3 separate regions of the Homo sapiens genome follow, and regions 2 and 3 are each linked to region 1. Evidence: chromatin contacts called from ENCODE Hi-C or POLR2A ChIA-PET data. All regions are on one chromosome and are shown on one strand. Each heading gives the region's core, a stretch centred on a gene start or an enhancer-like site at or near the end of the contact. The rest is flanking DNA. Distances are from core to core; before and after follow the strand shown.

Region 1 (2,967 bases), core at 208-2,707:
ACGCAAAATTAACCCCTAAAGATATCTAGGGATTCACTGGGCAAACACAAGGCACAGAGTATTACATAATTCCCGCAGAAGGATTTATGAAGTGCAATAAGGAACATAATTTCTTAAGCTCTGAAAGTGGTATCAGCTGCCTTAATAAAGTCTTCAACTCATAGGAGAAGCTGACAGAGGCCATTGAAAGTTTCCTCTACCTGAAATTTACTTTTATATCCAACTAAATTCCCTTTTTTAAGCCACTTTAGCGTTTAAGAAACCATGCCTCATGTAATCGCTCGTGGTAAATGATCCCAATATTAAATACATATGTTTCTTCGCTGTTATTAAAAATAGAACTGTTTAATTTTGCCCAACCAAAAAGAGCTGAAGGTTGACAATTCTAAAAGACACAGATTTGCTTGAAAGCAGCTAAAACAGAAAAGCGCCCTTCAGGGCAGTAGTTGATAAACTCTGAAACACATTTCTGAACGGCCTGTCCTAATCCCATTCAGAAAAGCTGGCAAAATTATCACCAAAAGAATTCGACAATGGAAGGTTGGACTGGAAACTGTGGGCATATGAAAATGAGGCCATTCAGGAAAAAGCAAGCCACTTACTGCGCCGCTCTCCCCCCACCGCCAAAATAAATGTAAAAGTGAATGCCCAGGAGAACGGGAGTAAAAAGATTTGGCTGGGAGCATTAACAGCTGTTCTTGACAAAGCCGGAGCGGGGGAGCCCCAGGGCTGCACCCCCGCTCCCACGGCGCCAAGCACAGGTACTCCCAAGCCCGCAGGGAGGCGCGGCGGCCGCTCGCCGCAGACACACCCCGGGGCCAGGTGTCGGCGGCACCCGGCAGGAGCCGGTCGCGGCCTGGGGCTGCGGCCCGGCCGGTCCCGGCGTGGGGATCTCACCCTACAGCCTCCCTCATCTCCGCCTCCCTTTAGCTCAGGCCGGGGACACAAATCCCTCTACACGACTGCGGGAAGTTTTCAAGGACTTAAAAATAAATGCGCAGGCTTAAGTTGCGAAACTCAGCCCCACAGAGTGCCACGGGGAAGCAGCTTTCTAGCCCAGCCAAGATAAGGCGACAGTCCCCAGAGAGACCGCGCCATCCGGGAAGCAGGGGGTGCTGGGCTGCGCCCGGGGAGACCGCGGCACGGAGCCCTGGCAGCTTCCTGCCCGGAGAAGGCAGAGGCCGCGGGCTGCTCCGCTTCCGCAGGTCCTGATTCCCGGCCCACGGGGACCCGAGGGCGAGGGGAGAGAGAGACCGACCCAGGGCGGGGATGGGGGAATGTCGAGACCACCGCCTTCTCCGCGGCTAGGGGTCCGCCGACGCTGGGTCCCCGTCGACCCCGCGCCGGCCGCGCGCCCTACCTCGCGCCTCGGCTCCTCCTCTTTGTTCGCGGCCCCGCAGCGGCTGCGGCGGCTGATGCAGATGCGGCCCCACCGCGCTCGCCGCTCGCAGTGTCTCTGACGCCGCGGCGGCACCGGGAGACTCCTCTCTGCTGCCCCCCTCACGCGCGCACACACACCACGCCGCCGCCGCCGCCTCCCACTTTCCCAGCCAAGGAGGGCGGAGGAAGAGGAGGAGGAGGCCGGGACGCAGCCGGCGCCCGGGGCGCAAGGGGGCGGCCCCGCGCCACAGCGCCTTCCCCGGGAGCGGGCGCGGCACCTCTCGGAGCCACCCGCCGCCGCGCCGGCCTCCCGCGCTGAGGTGACCTGCGCCCAGTACCCCGCCGGAGCCCGGGGGCGGGATTGGGGCGGCGGCCTGAGGGGGCGCTGCAAGAGCCTAGAGGATGGGGAGCGGGGCCCCCAGGGGACTACGAGGGGAAGGCTCGGGGACGGACGCCTTCTCCCTGAGGAGAACGCGCCTGAAAAATGGAGCCACCGGACGGGAAGGCGGCGGGAGTGGAGGCTGGGGGAAGCAGGAAGAAGCCCCGGGACAGGGTCCCGCCGCCTCCTCCTCCCCCCGGCGGGGCTGGGAGCCCTGGACGGACCCTTCCTCCCCAGGCTGGGCGAGTCGCGGCGCGGGAGGGGCTGGGTCCGCGGAGGCGGCGGGAGCAGCCCTGGCGGGAACCGATCCCGCTGCGCTTTGCGTCTGGTTGCCCACCCCGGACACTTACTTGGTAGAGTCGGAGCGAAGTGTTGCCCCTTAGGGCCGAGAGCGGCGTGGTGAATCGATGGGGACAGTGCCGCGGCCACCTGTCCGCACCCAGCCATCAGTCACCCCAGGACCCAAACCGGAGCAAGCCTGGAGGACCGCTGACCCCAAAGCCCAAGACTAGGAAAACGGTAGTACGGACTTCCAACCCAGGCTCGGGGGCTCTGTTATCCCTGCCCTAAGTGGGGAGAATTGAGTCTGACCTCAGGTGGGCTGGCACCGCAAAGCACGCTGAGAGGCGCCTCTTTTATCTGAGCCTGGGTGGCTGCCATCATCGCAGTAATCTTTGTTTTGGTTGCCCCAAGCACACACCTGTAAACCGAAGTGGAGTTTTGAAAAACATCTTGTCCATAGGTTTTGAGGTTTTTCAGTCTCGATTTAGTGGAGAAGCAAGTTAAAATTTTGTCACTGATCTAAAGTTGACATTACTATATTTGCATTTACCATCAATTTACAAAAAGTTATCCCAAATACCCCTCCTCAAAGGTGGGCAGAAACTAGGTGGTTATAAGAAGAAAGGGTTACAACAGATGATGCAAGAAATCTCTGCCCAGCCACCAACTAGGTTTATGATTTGACGAGGAGTCTCAGTTTATCCTCTAGTCTCCAGCTAGGGCCACAGCTAAACCATTCAAGACATAAGGATCACATAAGCCTGAAAAAATTATGACAGCTAACAATGATCACTCACTGTAAATCAGGCACTGTGCTGAACATTTTTCATGCATCAGTTCAATTCTCTCAGCAACCCTCTATGTCATCTTTTCTCAGCCTTGTTCTAAATAGATTCATATGCTGAGAGTCATAATGTATGAAAACC
Region 2 (2,967 bases), core at 119-2,618, 130 kb after region 1:
GTAGCTCACGCCAGTAGTACCAGTTACTCAGGAGGCTGAAGTGGGAGGACTGCTTGAGCCCAGGAGGCGGAGGTTGCAGTGAGTTGAGATCATGCCACTGCACTCCAACCTGGGTGACAGAGCAAGGCCCTGTCTCCATAGAAAAAAAAAAATCCCAACAAAAAACTCCCCAAATCAAAAAGAACAGCTATATATGGGCTCTACTGACTTCCAATAAGAAGGAGTGCAAAACGGTTATTCTGAATCAATGAATATGAAATCTATATCTAGTCATTTCATTTAACTCTCATGATTAACAATACAAAACAGCAAGTCATCCACATAATTCAATATCCATTTTATAACCAGTTTCTTTAGTAGCTATAGTAGCAAGTTACAATATTTTATGGGCTGTACTCAATTTTTTTTTAAGCTACACCTGCTGTAATGGTATGTACTAAGAGTTTTAGAAAAGATTGCCAGGGTAGGCATCTTCAATTGCTTTACATTTTTTCTAGGGTGAAGGAATTACTGTCAGGCTTTATGATACAGAACTCTGGGGTTCTCTTTCCCTTTCCATTTGTGTACTAGAGAAAATCTGATATTGCTTCCTGAGTGGTGTATTAACCTAGCCTGATTCTTGGTCCTTTGCAGGGGAAATGGCCTTCTGTGTAGGCTTATATCCTTTTGAAGCCACTCAGTTGTCAAAAGAGGGTGTCAATTCTACCTTGTGAATAAGTTGATTGTTACAGCTCTCCACTTAAGGGGCAAGGCAAACTAAAAGCTCTCCAGATACTTGTTGAGCAAAACTGAACCCCAAGCACATTGTTGCTGATTACTTATGAAAAGCTCTATTGAAACAATACTTAAGGAGAACCGCCTGGAGGTGGAATAGTCTGAATATGAATAGAATTGGTTTGATACACTCTACAGAATTACTGAAATGGAATCATCCTCTGGCTTCGTGCCATTAACTTACAGCATGACATATGAGAAACAGCCTCATGAAATCTAAATATTGTAAAAATTACTGAGGATACTTTTCATTCCATTATAGCACTGTTTTGTAAAATGAAGTCCAAGGTCTCAATAAAATAAGAAATCCACAAGTACCAGAAAATGTTTACCTTTTATATTTTCATTTTGATAAAATTTTTTAATATTTAGAAAAATACAACATGTTTTACAGTAATAATTCACAACTAACAGAAATTTTCTACCACTAAGACTTGAGTTTTTTTTTTTTTACTGGGGTTTATAGACCCTTGGATTCTCATGCCTGAAAAAAATACTTTTTGCTCCTTAAAGGGATCCACATGTTATTCAAGTTTGAGGAACACTGTATGATAGTGCCCTCTTTTTAAAGATCATGGGAAAATTGTTCCTTTGGTTTCAATACCAAAAATAGCTGTCCTCTGAGCAACTAAAATGTTTTGTCTCATGAATACTGTGACTCATGTAATTAATTAGGTTTTCTGCTTTGTGAGAAAGACCAGCACCAAATTTGTTTCCTGTTTTTAGAAAATGTGGAAACCTTTTGAACATGAAGTTTGTATTCTTCATTCCTGGCTTCATGTTATACTGCTTGTGCTCATTTGTCCAATTTGTTGACTTCCCCAAACTTTTTTTTAAAACTTAATTTTCTCTCTTACTATATACATATATATATTTCAATGCAATCTTAGACTTTTTTGTATGAATATGCAAACACATTTTGTATGGAATACAAATACATTTTATAAACATTTTTATTGCTAAAATTAAGCATCAACATTTAAAACCCTCAATTTTAGTCTATGAATTTAACATTTAAAGTAATAAAATTAATGTTTGGGCAAATAATCTAGAAATAAATTCTTGTTCAAAATTTTACATATTGCTTTTTGTGTCTACAAGTTTTGCCAGGTGCAGTGGCTCACACCTGTAATCCCAGCACTTTGGGAGGCCAAGGAGGGGTGAATCATTTGAGGTCAGGAGTTCGAGGCCAGCCTGGCCAACATGGTGAGACCCCATCTCTACTAAAAATACAAAAATTGGCCAGGCATGGTAGCACCTGTAGGCCAAGCTACTCAGGAGGCTGAGGCAGGAGAATCACTTGAACCCAGGAGGCAGAGGTTGCAGTGAGCTGAGACTGTGCCACTGCACTCTAGCCTGGACAACAGAGCAAGACTCCATCTCACACACACAAAAAACGTTTAATACCACATCCTTGATAAGAACTATTCTAGGGCCAGGCGCAGTGGCTCACATTTGTAATCCCAGCACTTTGGGAGGCTGAGGTGTGTGGATCATCTGAGATCAGGAGTTCAAGACCAGCCTGGCCAACATGGTGAAACCCTGTCTCTACTAAAAATACAAAAAGTAGTCAGGTGTGGTGGCGCACGCCTATAATCCCAGCTATTTGGGAGGCTGAGGCAGGAGAATCACTTGAGCCCAGGGGGTGGAGGTTGCAATGAGCCGAGATCACGACACTGCACTCCAGCCTGGGCAATAAGACTCTGTCTCAAAAAAAACAAAAAAAAATGAATTATTCTAAGTTATAATCTTCTTTATTTTTATTTATTTACTTTTTTGAGACAGGGTCTGGCTTTGTCACCAAGGCTGAGTGCAGTAGCACAATCACAGCTCACTGCAGCTTCAAACTCCTGGGCTCAAGCAATCCTCCCACCTCAGTCCCCTGAGTAGCTGGGACTAGAGGTGCCCACCACTATGCCTAGCTAATTAAAAATTTTTTTGTGTGTAGAGATAGGGTTTCACTATGTTGTCCAGGCTGGTCTCAAACTCCTGGCCTCAAGCCATCCTCCCACTTAAGCCTCCCAAGTAGCTGGAATCACAAGCATAAACCACGGCACCCGGCTAGGATTATTCTAATTGCTAGAGCTGTCCAAAAATCTATCTAGTAAGATTTTTAAAAACCTCATTCAAAGGTTACTTGTAAATTAAATTAAAAATATGGACTTAAAGGACTTAAGTCAGTAAAAGTATATG
Region 3 (2,967 bases), core at 216-2,715, 70 kb before region 1:
ATGTAAATTAATCTACCAGTTAAAAATTAGATATTATAATGTATTTTAAAACAATAACAAAATGAAGCAGTATGCTCTTTATAAGAGGCACACCTAAAACATAAAGACATAAAAGATCGACATCATGAGAAAATATTCCAGGCAAATATGAACCTAAATAAAGTTATGTACTACATCAGTATCATTTTAAAATGGACTCCATCCAAAAAAAAGGAATAAAGAGAGTACCTACACAACGGTAAATTTAACAGGAAAGTATACTAATTCCATATATTTAAATATCTATTAAAATAGCCTCAAATATGTATAGAGCAATATTTAATAAAAACACAGAAGAAATTAATGAACCCATCATATAGTCAGAGATTCTAAAATATGTTTGATGCAGAGGACATGTGTAGTAATGCCAAATAAAAGTACACACTGTTTTCACATACATATTTCCAAAACCTGTTTATATGTTAAGCCACAAAACCAGTCTCAATGGAGTTCCAACAATAGGTATTATATAGACCATGCCCGTTAATCACAATGCAATTAAGTTAAAAATCAATTATATAAAAATAAAATCTCCACAGTTAGAAAATTTTAAAGCATTTCTAAATAACCCATGAGTCAAAGTAAACACTAGAAAATAAATATTTACTTCAGAAAAAAGAAGTATTTACTTCAGTAAGAATGAACCACAGCTCACAACAGGGATGAATCAGAAACATAATGTGAGGAAAAAAACAAGTTTCATAACTTACATATACCTTACATAATCTTTCATATGTATCATATGTATTACTATGTGATACACTGGCACATATATTTGTGAACAGTTCAACTACGTGCTCCCTTTACCATTTAAAAATCTTTCTACTTAACAGAAAGTTCCACGGCTATTCACTCTTCTCTTCCCAATCACAGATTAGGAAGATACTTTAGATACCAGAGTAGTCTGGTGAGACAGGTATATCAGATTCCAGAATAATTAGTCCATCCCAACTGAGATGAGTAAACTGGTAAGTTTCTAGAGCTTAATGGGTCAGAACAGCTATGAGGTCCCTGTCTAGAATACTTGGCCCTTTCAAAGTAAAATGACAGCAGTAAGAGAACAGAAGTCTTCAGTGTGCTCTCGAGCCAGTCAGACACAATGTCAGTTAAATAAATTTTAAAAACACAACAGGATTCCAAATATAAAGAAATTAAGATGGCAAACAATAATACAGTATTGTCACCATTTCTGATTACTGGCAATTTGAAAAAAACCTTTTCTATGATAAAATTTAAAATATACGATCAATATTTTTAAAATTAACATCTTTAAAAGGATTAAATTTAGTGAAAAGTAGCAGGAACAATGAAATTTGGAATTAAAGTTTCTATCAGAAAAACACCACGGCCTCTCCATCTACTGCCAGAGCTGGCTTTAACAATTGACGAATACTTATTCTGCAGGGAATTTGTTGATGCAAAACCAGGAAACAATTTATCTCCACTGGGAATACTTTGAAGAAGGGATTAGAGCGGGGCTAGGGCAGGGAGGATCTGTAAAAAACAATATTTGCCAAACTAAAAACACATAGGCACACATGGGAATTATTTTACTTTCAACAAGTTCTGAAAGTAGTAACAAAACCAGGGAGAGTTAAAAGAATAATTTAACACTGATGTTTCAGGAATGCTAAAGGAGACCAGGCATTTAGACTTCATGTTGCTAAGTGTGTTCATCTCAAATCTAAAAGCCACTTTCATAACAACAACTTTGCTATTCCTTAGCATTTTGTCTCTTTAGGCAGCTTATTTCCCAGTCAAAGTTATAATTTTGTATTCATAATACCATAATCATTTCCATGGTAACTTCCTGTGAAGTCACAGAGAAAACACTATTGACTTCTCCTGAGGCTCTGATTTCCCAGTTGAAATCATATGTTGATTTTATTTTTTCCAATGTAAGTCAAAGATTTACTATTAAAAATCCTGGGGATGAGGTCTTAACACAGAAAACCCATCTGTCGTCGCTACAGAGGCAAGTAGAGAAACCTAGTAGCACAGGATACTTGGTCCAAACTGCAAGGACCTGTACCAGGAGTCAGTGAACTTGGGTTCACACCCCAGCTCTGACAGCTATGAGAGAGGAGTCTTTGGACACAGTATCTAATGTTCTCAAGTTTCCCTTTACCCATCTGCAAAATGAAAAAGTATCTCATAATGTTGTGAGAATTAAATGAGAGACAATGCTGTCAGCTTAAAAAAAAAAAATCTCACTCCCCCAAATTTACAGTTATCTCTGACCTCAGGATATAGATACTGAGTTGCAATGGAAGTACTTATTCAGCAAATATTTATTAAGGGCCTACTTCGTGTTCTTGGTGCCGGGAAGACAAGGAATAGTGTTAGTGCTTTGGCCCTAACATAAACTGTTTCTTTATCCTGATGCTTCAGTTTAATGTTTACCTCCCTCCGTAGGAGGCTAGTTCTTGGTATGAGGTCAACCTTGACTCTCAGCCCTCTCTATTTTTCTCTTGTGCCCACATATCAAGGCAAATAGAGTACAAATTTTAAAGCCTCAAACAGTGAGCCTCTGTGGATGAGAAATGAAGTCCAGGCTGGGCAGCACTGTTTCAATTTACCATCTCATCTGAAGGAGGGGATGTGGTTCCTTTTAAAGGACAATGTATAATGAATAAAAACCTTCAGCTTACAGCTAGCTTATAATTAGTATTTGGGTTAATAACACAGTGACAATTGTCTGAACCTCTGAAAACACAAGGGTAGTAAATACCTACCTTCAGAAACCAAAGCATCAGTTAATTCCAAGCCTGCCTCCCTATTTCTACAGAAATAACACAATAATTTTACCTAGCAACTTCAAGAAAAGTGGAGAAATAGCTTATGACAAAAAGAAAACCTAACCCCTTTGAATCCCTTAGATATGTTGTTGTCATCAGATACTTAAACTTTGTACCTAAAGTAAAGCTT

Evidence for each region. A loop is a pair of places that touch in the nucleus more often than their neighbours do. ChIA-PET counts read pairs that join two places held with the same protein, here RNA polymerase II (POLR2A). Pooled maps may share reads with other maps.
Region 2: a map of mammary epithelial cell shows a loop between it and region 1 (2.9-fold over the local background). The contact joins the enhancer-like site here to the promoter of SH3RF1 in region 1. A Hi-C loop is called at or near these places in 8 of 168 maps with a recorded cell type or tissue (IMR-90, MCF 10A, Right ventricle myocardium inferior and 4 more), 2 of 37 single-sample maps with no recorded cell type and 9 of 50 pooled maps. POLR2A ChIA-PET finds 5 or more read pairs at or near these places in 4 of 52 experiments (AG04449, AG04450, Caco-2 and 1 more).
Region 3: a map of PC-3 shows a loop between it and region 1 (5-fold over the local background). The contact joins the enhancer-like site here to the promoter of SH3RF1 in region 1. A Hi-C loop is called at or near these places in 11 of 168 maps with a recorded cell type or tissue (B cell, Caco-2, Calu3 and 8 more), 16 of 37 single-sample maps with no recorded cell type and 19 of 50 pooled maps. POLR2A ChIA-PET finds 5 or more read pairs at or near these places in 4 of 52 experiments (BJ, HepG2, MCF 10A and 1 more).

The regions. Positions count from the first base shown.
Region 1 is chr4:169,269,499-169,272,465 of GRCh38, forward strand. It overlaps SH3RF1 (SH3 domain containing ring finger 1), which reads right to left and starts at 1,458. Exons shown (of 12, transcript NM_020870.4): 1 at 1,361-1,458. RefSeq lists silencers at 679-898, 1,139-1,898, 1,939-2,088.
Region 2 is chr4:169,397,088-169,400,054 of GRCh38, forward strand. All of the region lies in intron 35 of NEK1 (NIMA related kinase 1), which reads right to left. Among named protein-coding and RNA genes, the nearest start is that of SH3RF1, 130 kb to the left of the region's middle. Within about 2 kb of position 1,369, at least 3 of the 41 ENCODE cell types and tissues checked have a DNase peak (open chromatin) inside an H3K27ac peak, as active enhancers do; they include mammary epithelial cell, where a contact is called at or near this core.
Region 3 is chr4:169,199,851-169,202,817 of GRCh38, forward strand. The region is part of intron 2 of SH3RF1 (SH3 domain containing ring finger 1); the gene reads right to left. Among named protein-coding and RNA genes, the nearest start is that of SH3RF1, 70 kb to the right of the region's middle. Within about 2 kb of position 1,466, at least 3 of the 41 ENCODE cell types and tissues checked have a DNase peak (open chromatin) inside an H3K27ac peak, as active enhancers do.